Linked DNA regions of Homo sapiens: region 2 is linked to region 1. The links are chromatin contacts, found by Hi-C or POLR2A ChIA-PET in ENCODE. All regions are on one chromosome and are shown on one strand. The core of a region is the stretch at or near the end of the contact, and the rest is flanking DNA. Distances in the headings are between cores, read along the strand shown. Region 1 overlaps EPCAM-DT (EPCAM divergent transcript). Region 2 overlaps STPG4 (sperm-tail PG-rich repeat containing 4).

Region 1 (6,870 bases), core at 1,251-3,750:
CATCCAGGAACCACTGTGGTACTTCATACGATCCCCATAAACCCTCTGCAAGGTAGACAGGGAAAGTCTTGTTTACCCCACTCTACTAACGAAGAAATCGAGGCTCAGAGAAGTCTTGTTTAAGGACACACAGCCTGAAAAATGGCAGGGCCAGGTTACAAACCCATGTTTTCAGACTGCAGGGGTCCAGTGCTCTTTCCTTCTATACCTCAAAGCGTTCACAAAATGCACTCACTGACCACTGGCTTGGTTGCTGTGTGAGGACCTAAATGTTCAGAAAGAGAAGAAGCATTTCCAAGTGCCATTTCCATTGAATGGAGTAGTGCAGCTGGCTGAAAGGTAGCCCCTGGATTCAGGGCGAGATGGGAAGCCCCTCAGGGGCAAGGTCGGAGTACATTTCCTCTTTCATTCCCGGGCTCAGCCCACACAGGGATGAGCATACGGGGCTGGCAACAAGTCCTTGCAGCTTAGAAGTGTGAGTGTGGTTTCTATTTATTTATTTTTAATTAAGAAATTTTTTTTTAGAGACAGGGTCTTGCCATGTAGTCCAGGCTGGTCTCAAACTCCTGGGCTCAAGCTCTCCTCTCACTTCGTCCTCCCAAAGTGCTGGGATTACAGGCGAGAGCCACTGGGCCTGACTGGAGTATGCTTTTTTTGGTTTGTTTTTGAGACGAAGTCTTGCGCTGTCCCCCAGGCTGAAGTTCAGTGGTGTGATCTCAGCTCACTGCAACCTCCACCTCCCGGATTCAAGCGATTCTCCTGCCTCAGCCTCCTGAGCAGCTGGGATTACAGGCATGTGCCACCATGCTCAGCTATTTTTCATTATTTTTAGTAGAGACGAGGTTTCACCATACTGGCCAGGCTGGTCTCGAACTCCTGACCTCAGGTGATCCGCCCACCTCAGCCTCCCAAAATGCTGGGATTACAGGTGTGAGCCACTGAACCTGCCCTGGAGTATGGTTTTAAATGCTAGTTTTTATCTAACAGAATTTTACTGTGGTAAGAAGGGAGGAAGAAAAAAAATCCCAGACTTAATTTGAGAGGATGTTACTGGGAGTTGGGAGAAAAGGATGAAATCCAGAGAAGACTTGATGGAGGCACCCTGGGCAGTGAGGGGAGGAGGGAGGCAGCAAAAGGGGCCTTATCCCTGAAGGAGGACAGCTGGCAGGGAGGCAGGAGCATTGTCTGTGGTGTCCCACTGTCTTAGGATCAAGACCACACCCCTGATATTGCCCCCCAGTGCCTAAGGCCTTGCCCTGCCTACTGCCCTAGTGTCACCTGCACTACTCTTGTTCTGGGTTTCTGAGCTCCAGACACATTTCCTTAAAGATATCCCCATGGGACCCCACCTCGGGGCCTTTTTGTTTTTTTGTTTGTTTGTTGTTTTTTTTTTTTGGCAGGGTCTTGCTCTGTTGTCTAGGCTGGAGTGTAGTGGCACAATCACAGTTCACTGCAGCCTCTACGTCCTGGGCTCAGGCAATCCTCCATCTCAGCCTCCTGAGTGGCTGAGACTACAGGTGCACACTGCTATACCCAGCTATTTTTTTTTTTTTTTTGTAGAGACAGGGTTTTGCCATGTTGCCCAGGCTGGTCTCGAACTCCTGGGCTCAAGCCATCCTCCTGCCTCGGCTTCCCAAAGTGCTGGGATTACAGGTGTGAGCCACTGTGCCGGGCCCACCTCAGAGCCTTTGAGCATGGCATTCCCGCTCCTGGGTTTCCACCAGTACTTACTAATGCCTATTCATCTTTTGGTGACTTCCCTGACTCCTATCTACCAGCTGGAGGCGTAGACAGCCCAGAGCCACATCAGCCCACTTCCAGAAGCAGTGAGCATTTCAATGTCCACAGTGTGCACAGGCCCCAGGGGCAGTGGCTTCACCAGGAGGTGCTCATGAAGCCCACAGTAGCACCAAGGAGCACTCCTTATCTTGTCCTGGATGGAGTCAGCACCCTGAGCCTTCCCTTCAGATCCTTGTTATAGTCTGCAATTACGTATCTGGGTGATTGTTTCATTAATGTCCTTCTCCCAACTAAATAGTCAGCTTCCTTTTTGTTGGCCATGGTATCTGCAGCCTAGCACGGACCCAGAGGCCTGGACGGTGCCCGCTAAGTGTTTGTGGAATGGCTTCCTTCCTTGTTTTGCCAAGGGGTGCCAGAATGTGCCACTGGCATTTGCTTTTCATTTACACTATTCTTGTGGCTAGGGTGGAGTGGGTTGGAGGTCATGGCCATCTCTAGAGAGCTGTTCCAAGACTACTTGAGCTTGTGTTTTCTTCCCAGCCCAAGATTCAGAATCCACTGGCCTTGAGTTCGCCCTGTCCTGGGGACAGTGGGACCTGTCACCTGCTGGCCAAGGTAGGGCTCCAACTTTGTGAAAAGTACATGCGGCAGGTCTGACCCTTAAACAACTCTTCTGACGTGTGGAATGCAGGGCTGGGTGGGAGCAGCCGGCACACCTGTCATTCACTGTTTAGCCACTGAAGGGCAGTGTTGCTCCACAGGAAGGGGCCAGGCAGATGTGCGCCATCACTGTGGCTCCCAGGTCGGAATGAGGATATTTTAGCTAGTCCCTACCAAGCACCACTGGTGTGCTAGTCACTTTGAATATAGTACTCGTGCAATCATGCAAGAGAAAGTTGATGACCCGTAGTGTAGTGTGGTGTAGTGTGGTGTAGTGTAGTGTAGTGTAGTGTAGTGTAGTGTAGTGTAGTGTGTAGTGTAGTGTAGTGTAGTGTGTAGTGTAGTGTAGTGTAGTTTTTGAGACAGGGTCTCACTGTTGTCCAGGCTGGAATATAGTGATCAGGGCTCACTGCAGCCTTGACCTCCGGGGCTCAAGTAATCCTCCCGCCTTAGCCTCCCAAATAACTGGGACTACAGGTGCACACCACTACACTTGGCTAATTTTTGTATTTTTTTTGTAAAGATTGGCGGGGGGGGGGGGGTCTCACTGTGTTGCCTAGGCTGGTCTCGAACTCCAGGGCTCAAGTGATTCTCCTGCCTCAGCCTCCCAAAGTACTGGGATTACAGGTGTGAGCCAGCACACCCAGCTGACCCTTATTTTAAAGATGAAGTAAAGAAAATCGGAGAGATTAAATGATGTTTTCAATGTTTCATGACTAGTAAATGGCTAAGCCAGAAATCAACCTCAGGTCTGCCTAAATCCCAAACCCCGTCAGTGCCTTCACCTGCTCTCCCTTTGTCACGATGGCCAATCTTTTCTAGCATGTCTTCCTAGCAGCCACCTGCCAGGGTAGTGCTGAGTGCACAACCTTGTCTCACTCAGCTGGCTCAATTTAGCCAACTTTTGATTACCGAAATTAATACAGGGGTCACTGACTTGGGTCTAAAATTTTAAAATGGGTTATTAAAATGCTTGCTTTGGCCAGGCGCAGTGGCTCATGCCTATAATCCCAGCACTTTGAGAGGCTGAGGCAAGAGGATCATTTGAGGTCAGGAGCTCGAAACCAGCCAGCCAACATGGTGAAACCTAATCTATACTAAAAATACAAAAATTAGACAGGTGTGGTGACACTCACCTCTAGTCCCAGCTGCTCGGGAGGTTGAGGCAGGAGAATCACTTGAACCCAGGAGGCAGAGGTTGCAGTGAGCCGAGATTATGCCACTGCACTCCAGCCTGGGTGACAGATTGAGACACTGTCTTGAAAAACAAAATAAAATAAAATGCTTGTTTTGATTCTAGAGACTGTTATTCGGTATGCATGGGATAGGGGGAGGAGGGAAAACAGATTTGTCCTTCCATAGTCCTCTCTCTGATCTCATTCTGCAATCTTTCCTCCCCCTTCCCCACCCAGCCCTCACACAGCTGCCAGGCAGCTTTCCAACAGATTTGATCAGATGGCTCTCTCACTACTGTACTGGGCCCCCTGTAGCTTCTGGAAGAAAGTCCCACTCCTTAGCAAGCAGCCCAGGTGCTTCCTAAGCTGCCAGCTACCTTGCCGCCAGACTTCTTCCCCACTGGCTTACGAGGGTGCACTGTCAGCCCCAGCCCCCTGAGCCACAGCATTCAGTATCTAAAGCTGTAATCTCTCCACTGCAGAGTGAGAATGAAGATACTGGCCACCCAGGTGGTTGTAAGGCTAAAACCACCACCTTTAAAGATCGCTTGGCACAGTGCTGGCCACAGTGGGGCTCATCACCACGTTTCTCACCTTCCCTTCCTCAGCCCTTGGAAATGTGCAAGTATAGTACAACCTACAAAGGCAAATCCATGTGGTATAGTGCTCTGCACAGTGCAATCCCTGTGTAAACATTTCTAGACACAGAAATGTCAGCTGGGGCATTATTTTGCTCAGGCTGACACTGAGGAAGACATTTCCTGGATTTTTTTCCTGTGCCCATGGTGAGGTCCAAAGTGACCCAAATACCACCTAAATCCCTGGATGCTAAACTCCTTGAGGGCAGAGACAGAGTTATGAACCTCTGGGTCTCCCCATAGGTCCAACCCAGCACTAGGTCTTCAGTGGCGTCTCTAAGAATGTCAGTTGGTCAATTTGTTATTCAATGGGCACATGACAAGTTGCAGGAGTGCACAGGTGCTTTCAGGGTATCATCATCTCAAACAGAAACAGCATTGTTTCAAAGAGCCTGTAGGAGTCCAGAAGAAATACAGGACTTTCTTCTTCCTTTTGCAAAAGCTGGCAGTTTAAAGCCACAGGGCATTAGATCAAGAATGCCATGAGGCTGACCAGTGAGGGGCTTGACTTTGAGGGCTCTGGGCTGGTTGGGCTGGCCATGCTTACACTTGGAAAGCAGTAGGACCCATTCCCTGGTTTTGAGCATTCAAAGTAGCCTTGGCTTACTCTCTGCTCTGAGTTCTCACTTCAGTCTTCCTATTCTGAGGTTCAAAGAACTGCAAATAGTCCTCAGACAAAGCCTGTGGGGTGTCTCCCCAGATTCCAGGAACTCTCCAAATCAGATAGACCAGGATTATGAAACTCAGCCTCTTCTATGAAGGGTCCCACTGGATCCCATAATAAGTGGGAATTCTACCCTCAGCCCAGACTCTCCGGACTCCAGCCCAATCTCAGTCTTAACCTCAGGGTTCCAGCTTTCCTCCGTCCATTGCCACATCAAACTCACCTGTTCTGGGTTTGCATGTCAGGTACATTTTCTGATCAATATGCATTTGCCTATTCCTATTCTGTGACTAAGGTATTCCTTGGGTATTGATGGGTCTGCCTGCGTGTGTTCTCAAATCTAAAGTCATCAGCTACCCTTTGAACATTGTAAGCATGTTATATACAGGTTATTTTTGCCTTTAGTTATCTCAGTAACATTATATTCCATGTTATATGGCATTTAAACTATCTGGGTGGTCTTGTATATAATACTTTACTTCCTTCAGAACCACAGGAAAAACTAATTGCTATTACTTCTGTGAGAGATGGGGATTCTCAAGGGACTTGCCCGTCAGTTTACAAAGTAGTGATGGGGCTGGGCGTGGTGGCTAATGCCTGTAATCCCAGCACTTTGGGAGGCTGAGGCGGGCGGATCGTTTGAGATCAGGAGTTCCAGATCAGACTGACCAGCATGGGTAAACTCCATCTCTACTAAAAATACAAAAATTAGCTGGGTGTGGTGGCGCATGACTGTAATCCCAGCTACTCAGGAGGCTGAGGCATGAGAATCACCTGAACCCGGAGGCAGAGGTTGCAGTGAGCTGAGATTGCACCACTGTACTCCAGCCTGGGCAACAGAGGGAGACTCTGTCTCAAAAAAAAAAAAAAAAAAAAAAAGGAGCAAAGCCTCTGGCTCTTGTGTCAGCAGTCTCACCAGCCAGGGCTCTGTTTGTGTTCTGTAGTAGCCCCCACAGGGCTACAGGCGAATATATTGCAGTTGCAGCCAGTAAGGATGATGCAACTGAGAAAGGCTGGCGGGCAGGTGGGTGCAGCCGGGGATGGCCAGGGATAGCCAGCCAGGCAGGGAACTCCTGAGCTGAGACTGCTGAAAGATGGATACTTCTGGGCCCCAGAAACAGCTCTTGGCTCCCAAATACCCTCTCAGCTTCCTGAAAACCTCTAAATAGCTAGGCGCAGTGGCTCATGCCTGTAATCCCAGCACTCTGGGAGGCTGAGGCAGGCGGATCACTTGAGACCAGGAGTTCAAGACAAGCCTGGCCAACATGGTGAAACCCCATCTCTACTAAAAATACAAAAATTAGTTGGCCATGGTGGCACGCACCTGTAATCCCAGCTACTCGGGAGTCTGAGGCAGGAGAATCACTTGAACCCAGGAGGCAGAAGTTGCAGTGAGCCGAGATTGTGCCATTGCACTCCAGCCTGGTCGTCAGAGTGAGACTCCGTCTCAAACAAAAAACAAGAAACAAAAAACAAGCCTCTAAATAGGGAATAAATCTTTACAGTTCAAGTTGACAGACCTGGGTGCAAATCCCAGCTGGGCTCCTCACTGGCTGTGTGAACTTGGGCAGGATACCTAACCTCTCTGAAATTTTGTTTAATCATATGTTTTTTAAAAATTTTTAAATTTTTAATTTATTTTTATTTTTGAGACAGTCTCACTCTGCCATCCAGGCTGGAGTGCAGTGGCGCCATCTTGGCTCACTGCAACTGGCACTTCCCGGGTTCAAGTGATTCTCCTGCCTCAGCCTCCCAAGTAGCTGGGATTACAGGCATGTGCCACCGTGTCCAGCTAAATTTTGTATTTTTAGTAGAGATGGGGTTTCATCATGTTGGCCAGGCTGGTCTCCAACTCCTGGCCTCAAGTGACCCGCCTCCCAAAGTGCTGGGATTACAGGTGTGAGCCACTGCGCCCGGCCTTGTTTAATCACATGCTGGATGGTGATTTAAATAGTATCTATAGGTTGTGAGGATTAAATTTAAAAATAACATA
Region 2 (6,870 bases), core at 2,065-4,564, 200 kb after region 1:
AATTTCATATTGATTAAAAAATTTGATACTTTTGAAGCCATTAAACCAGGAGAAAATATATTAGTATATATCTAAGGATAAGCAAACTTTCTGAGATAATAGCAATGGAAGAAATTTCAAAGGAAAATAAATACTAGATTTGATTATATAACATTAAAAATGCTTTGTATATCAGAAAACAAACTGCAAACAAAGTTAACAGGCAAATGTAGACTAGGAAAAGTATTTTCAACATTCCTAACAGATAAAGGATTAATAGCATTATCTATAAAATTATCATAACAATCTATAGGAAAAACAACAGAAAAGTAAAACAGATAAAGGACATAAATAGACAATTCATAAATAAATTCAGATTACAAGGTGAAAAATCTTTTGATCTCACTAACATTTAAGTGTGTGAGAGACTAAAAGGCTGATTGAAAGCTCTCTGTATGTGGGTGGTATAGAAGGCTAAATTATAGCCCCCAAAGATATGTCTATGCCCTAATGCCTGGAATCTATGGATGTTACCTTACATGGCAGAGATTTTGCAGATGTGGCTAAGGATTTTGGGATGGGGAGATTATCCTGTACTCCAGGGTGGGGAAGAATGAGATTACACACACACACACACACACACACACACACACACACACACACGAGGAGAGGGCAATTCAAATATAGAAGCAAAGATTACAGTGGTGCAGCCACAAGTCAAGAAATGCTGGCAGCCACTAGAAGCTGAAAGAGGTAAGGAACAGCTTCTCCCTTAGATCCTCTGGAGGGAGCATGGCCCTGCTGACATATAATTTTAGCCCAGTGAAACTGACTCAGACTTCAGACCCTAGAACTATGAGAGAATAAATTTGTTTGTTTAAGACACTGAATTTGTAGTAATTTGTTATAGCAGTCATAGTGAATGAATACAGGTGGGGATTATCTCCAGGTGGGTTTCATACTGGATGGGTGGGATAAGGACCTGGCTTTTCCTTTGATAGCCCATAAATATCCGTATCTGTAGGTCTTTTTTCTAGGATATGTCAGTTGATTCAAAACGACTCATCAGCTTCCTGCCTGGGGTTTAAGCCAGCTGTCAGTGTTCTGGGAGCTGAGTGGAGGGAGGGGCCTGTGGTCTCATCATTCAGTGTGTAGAAGTTCACTTAATTCCAGTTTTCAGTAAAGGCCCACATCCTCACAGTGCTTGGGGCTCCTGAGTCCAGATCTGTGGTGCAGTCCCCTCAGAACTAAACTCCCTGTCTCCTGTAGGGATATGGGAAGGGGAGTTGCCTGACAGCTAGGGGTGAGGGGAGACGGACCTGAAGTAAAAATATTCAACCAGACCTTCTGCTTTCAGATCTACCCCCACCCCCACCGCACAGGTGCCTGATGCCTTAAATTCCCCAGCTTTTCTTGTGTTCTGTGGAGCAAATCAGCTTGCTTCTCCTTCGCAAGTCCTCTGCAAGGATTTACGCTTCTGCCTTCTCTACACTGCCAGGTCAGCTACTATTCCTCCAAACTGCTTCACATCTTCCAAAAATATGTCATTCTCTCATGTTGACTGCTGTCTCTCTCTTGGCTCTTTGTGTATGTGTATGTATAGTTGTGTGTTGCGGGGGTAGGGTGAGATAGAACAGGAACCCCCTCTTAGGGACCTGGATGCCCCACCAAACATAAATGTTTTTTATATTTTAAATTCCTTCAAAAATTTTTTCAGATACCTATTGATAGCTAGCCCTGAGAAGTAAATAACTTAATAAAAAAAAGATAACAGTAGCCAAAAACAATAGCCAAGAACACTAAAATCACAGGATGTTTGCTACCCCTATGACCTCTTAACATATGACTGAAACCCGGACCCCCACCAAATGAATGTGCCAGGTCCATAGATGTCAAATAAGGGGGAACTGGGACTAAACTCTAACCACATTCTTTTTTTTTTTTGAGACGGAGTCTTGCTCTTTCGCCCAGGCTGGAGTGCAGTGGCGTGATCTCAGCTCACTGCAAGCTCCACCTCCCAGGTTCACGCCATTCTCCTGCTTCAGCCTCCTGAATAGCTGGGACCACATTCTTATCCTAAATTTCTTTCAGGTGGGACCTGGAAAAAGTCACACCCACAAGCCAGAGCTAACATTCTTTTCTGCTGGTCCCCAGTTTGTTTGTTTTTTGTTTTTGTTTTTGAGACAGAGTCTCACTCTGTCGCCCACGTTGGAGTGCAGCGGCACAATCTCGGCTCACTGCAACCTCCACCTCCCGGGTTCAAGTGATTCTCCTGCCTCAGCCTCCCTAGTAGCTGGGATTACAGGTGTGGGCCACCACGCCCAGCTAATTTTTGTATTTTTAGTAGAGAAGGGGTTTCAACATATTGCCCAAGCTGATCTTGACCTCCTGACCTTAAGTGATCCACCCACGTTAGCCTCCCAAAGGGCTGGGATTACAGGCATGAGCCACCGCCCCTGGCCTGGCCCCCAATTTTTAAACCAAGCCTCTTTTTTATCCAACTGCAAATCAGAAAATCTTTAAATGTACCTATGACCTGTAAGCCCTTGGTTCATGCAATGTCACCCTTTTAGGCTAAATAAAACCAATGTATAACCTCCATATATAATTTACAATTTTGCCTGTAATGTCTGCTTTCCCCACATTTAGCCCTACCCTTAAAAATTCTTACCTGCAAGCCACTGCGGAGGTCAGGACTTAAACATTAGCTGTCTGGCCCTCCTTGCTTGGTGCCCTGCAAATAAATGCCTTCCCGTTTTCTACTACAAACCTCACTTTAGGTATCTGGTCTTACTGCACTGGGTGAGCAGCCCCTAGTCTGTTCTACAATAGTTACGTCTTTTTTTATTTGATGGGAAAAGAATGGAGATAAATGCATGTGTTCAGTTGGCTTTGGAAGCAAGCAGTTAGGACACCAAGTTTTTTCTCCACTGCATGATATTGTATTTCCTTTGAAATGCATGCTTTTAAATGAAGGCTGTGAGTTAATAATGATTTGTTTACTATTAGTACAGAACAACTGAAAAATAATTCAGGCAGGACAATCTACTTGGTATGTGAAATAGCAGAAGGTAGTTGATTGTGACCATTTCTGCCATTGTTCTATTGCTTTTATGGAGGAGATTTTGGGAGATGCTTACTCTGCCACTTTTACTGATATCACCTCATCCATTCCATTTTATAAATAAAAGTGATTCACTGATTTGGAACATCCTGTCCTTTGAAAAAGTAAAAAGAATACTTTTATGGAAAATGTTCCAAGGCAAAGTAACAGCCCAGGGCTGTGATTCATGTCTGTCTTAAACATGCATTCCCAGAGCAGACTTATGGATTTGGTTTAGATCCACAAACTTGTGAACTGCAGAGAGGAAACTCTTTTGATCCCAGCAGTGGGAGATGGTGGCGTGCAGTGTGGGTGTGGTAAAGAAGCAATGTTTGCTGAGAGAACAATGTCTCAAACCTTCGTGTGATAAATGCTGTAATCCTTAGGACATTATAATGTGCCATTCAGCTTTTATACGAAAACTCATTTGGTTGATTTTATCATTCAGTTTAATTGTTCTAAAAATTAGCTTCATAGTTATGGAAGTGTGAAGGATTGTTAAAACTGGAAGAAACTTTATAAATCAACTACAGCATGTAGTAGGGTTAACTTTGATAATGATCTTGACTACCACCCGTTTAGTGTCTTCTGGTGCCAGGTGCAATGTTCAGTGACTGACATAGACTGTCTCATGTAATCCTCATAACTTGGGGAGATAGTATTAATTTATCATCTCTATTTGACAGGTCAGGAAGTGGCCATTAATTGCTCAAGGTCACACAACTATTAAGAGATAGAGTCAGGGCTTAGTTTTTTGGTGACCTCAAAAGCTGGGCTTTGAGCTGTCTTACCACTTAGTGCAGCGGTCCCCAACCTTTTTGGCACCAGGGACTGGTTTCACAGAAGACAGTTTTTCCATGGACCAGGGTTGGAGTGGGGAATGGTTTCGGGATGATTCAAGTGCATTACATTATTGTGCACCTTATTTCTATTATCATTACATTGTAATATATAATGAAATAATTATACAACTCACCATAATGTAGAATCAGAGGGAGCCCTGAGCTTGTTTTCCTGCAACTAGACAGTCCCATCTGGGGGTGATGGGAGACAGTGACAGATCATCAGGCATTAGATTCTCATAAGGAGTGCACAACCTAGATCCCTTGCATGTGCGGTTCACAATAGGGTTCCTGCTCCTATGAGAATCTAATGCTGCCGCTGATCTGATAGGAGCTGGAGCTCAGGCAGCAATGCGAGTGATGGGGAGTGGCTATAAATACAGATGAAACTTCACTCCCTTGCTCGCCCACCCCTCACCTCCTCCTATGAAGCCTGGGGGTTGGGGACCCTGACGTAAGCAACTCGCTTAAAACCTAAAGCCAAGTAGTCAATATTGTGCTGTCAGACCAGGTGCAGTGGCTTAACCATATAATCCCAACATGCTGGGAGGCCAAGGTGGGAGGACCCCTTGAGACCAAGAGTTCAAGACCAGCCTGGGCAACAGAGCAAGACCTCATCTCTATTAAAAAAAAAATATATATATATATATGTTGTACTATCTCTAAAGTGACAACTTCCCCCTGATAACTGAGGCTTGATCATGAGGCCAGGTTTCCCCACTTGACCCCTTTGCAGTAGAATGAGTTCATATGCAAGTTCTTTCATCTGTTCCAGAAATCATTTTGGATGCTTATGTGTGTGACACCCTATGCCAAGTAGGCATTGTTGATACAAAGGCAAGTGAGACATTTTATCAATGCTCTCTTTGTGCTTCAACAGGGCAGGGATAGTCTAAGGTCAGTTATCCAACCAATGTGTATACACGCAAGCACACACAAACTTATACATATTAAATGAGAGTCTGTGATTCACAAGGTGTGTGTCTGGCTAATGTGGGAACTTGAAACATGGCGCCCCAAATTAGACACTGATGACTCAATTTAACATTATCTGTTGGGCCGGGCATGGTGGCTCATGCCTGTTATCCCAGCACTTTAGGAGGCCGAGGCAGGCAGATCACCTGAGGTCAGGAGTTCAAGACCAGCCTGACCAACATGGAGAAACCCCATCTCTACTAAAATTACAAAATTAGCCAGGTGTGGTGGTGCATGCCTCTAATCCCAGCTACTCGGGAGGGTGAGGCAGGAGAATCACTTGAACCCAGAAGGAGGAGGTTGCAGTGAGCTGAGATAGTGCCATTGCACTCTGGCCTGGGCAACAAGAGCGAAAGTCCTTCTCAAAAAAACAAAAACAAAAAACCACATGCATCTTCTTTGTTCCAACAGCCACCTCCAAAACTTAGCAATACATTTGCTTGATAAGCTTCCCAGCAAGTGCCCGACCCTAGGTAGAGGAAGGAGAAGAGGGCATGGGTGAAGAGAAAGCTTGGTTAAGGCAAGGGGCACCCATACCCATTTCTCGGAGCCTACATCCTAAGCAAAAATCAAATAAACCAAAGCGCTAGGTGTCCTCTCAGCTTTTGGGTCCAAGAGCCTTTCCATAAGGTATTCATTAGTTGAGGGGCCCAGGAAGGGAAATTTGTATTTATATCTTTCTCACTCACTGCAGCAATGCCTGAAACTCCACAGGTAGGATATGAGAGCCCAAGAGTTGACATATACCACCCTTGATTTAACTGTTGAGAAATGTTTTGTGGAGGATTTTGCCTTTTCACATGTCCTCTTCTAAATGCATAAGCTCCCAAAATGAGGAAAATATTGATCAAGTTCATACTAAGGCATTAGTGACCTATCAGATTCTCTCCCCTTCTCCGCCATGCTCCCAGGAACATAAATGAGACAAGAATTAGGGTATCTGAGAGAAAGAAAAGGAACCGAAAAGAGGGAGAAATGTGAGACAGTGTCCCACTTATGTCCTTATTAACTGTTCTTTCAGTGCATGGAACACGTGTGCTATGCTTTTAGACAGTAGCCTTAAGACAATTCCGTAAAACCGTCTACAAAATAAGAAAAAATAAAATTTACAGAGTTGCTATGTTGGGAATTTTCACAGATGTTTAACTAGTAAAATACGTAAGTCTGTCGATTCTTATAAGATGAGCAATTTTGACATAAATGTGAAATAGAATAGTTTCAGAGAAACTCTACAACAATGAATGTTAAATAAATGGAGCTCCTGTTTATGTGGGATAAACCGCTATTTTGTGCAATTTGAATATCCTTCTATTCCTTAGATCTGCAGGGAGCCCTAGGGGCCTAATCACCTCTTAAAGTCCACACCTCTGAATACTATCACGTTGACAATGCCTGAATTTTGGAGGGGACGCATTCAAACCATAGCATAGGCCAGCCACTGGACATAGGCCCCTTGGGCAAAAGATTGGTGGAGTTTATCCTCTGGAAAAACTCAATGAGCCCAGAGGAAAGAACACTATATCCCAACACTTAGGGAACCCTAGGAAAAAGACTGGGTTTGCCATTCACTTGTCTGATCTCAACATATCCTAGCCACATACCCACAGTTTCTACCATGCAAGTAAGAAAATCCTTTAGGTCGGGCCTGGTGGCTCACGCCTGTCATCCTAGCAATTTGGAAGCCCGAGGCAGGTGGATTGCCTGAGCTCAGGAGTTCAAGACCAGCCTGGGGAACACGGTGAAACCCTGTCTCTAATAAAAATACAAAAAATTAGTCGTGCATGGCAGCGTGCGCCTGTAATCCCAGCAACTAGGAAGGCTGAGACAGAAGAATCGCTTGAACCCAGGAGGCAGAGGTTGCAGTGAGCCGAGATCGCGTCATTGCACTCCAGCCTGGGTGACACAGCGAGACTCTGTCTCAAAAAAAAAAAAAAAAAAGCCTTTAATGTGAACAAGAGATGGAGATAAACA

What was found. A loop is a pair of places that touch in the nucleus more often than their neighbours do. ChIA-PET counts read pairs that join two places held with the same protein, here RNA polymerase II (POLR2A). Pooled maps may share reads with other maps.
Region 2: a loop to region 1 is called in a pooled map, with 2.6 times the contacts of the local background. The contact joins two enhancer-like sites. A Hi-C loop is called at or near these places in 6 of 168 maps with a recorded cell type or tissue (Caco-2, K562, MCF 10A and 3 more), 1 of 37 single-sample maps with no recorded cell type and 9 of 50 pooled maps. POLR2A ChIA-PET finds 5 or more read pairs at or near these places in 6 of 52 experiments (H1, HepG2, Panc1 and 3 more).

Annotation. Positions count from the first base shown.
Region 1 is chr2:47,318,906-47,325,775 of GRCh38, reverse strand. The region is part of intron 3 of EPCAM-DT (EPCAM divergent transcript); the gene reads left to right. Among named protein-coding and RNA genes, the nearest start is that of BCYRN1, 13 kb to the left of the region's middle. RefSeq lists enhancers at 2,171-2,330, 2,312-2,606 and a silencer at 2,312-2,606. Within about 2 kb of position 2,500, at least 3 of the 41 ENCODE cell types and tissues checked have a DNase peak (open chromatin) inside an H3K27ac peak, as active enhancers do.
Region 2 is chr2:47,115,620-47,122,489 of GRCh38, reverse strand. All of the region lies in intron 5 of STPG4 (sperm-tail PG-rich repeat containing 4), which reads left to right. Among named protein-coding and RNA genes, the nearest start is that of STPG4, 36 kb to the left of the region's middle. Within about 2 kb of position 3,314, at least 3 of the 41 ENCODE cell types and tissues checked have a DNase peak (open chromatin) inside an H3K27ac peak, as active enhancers do.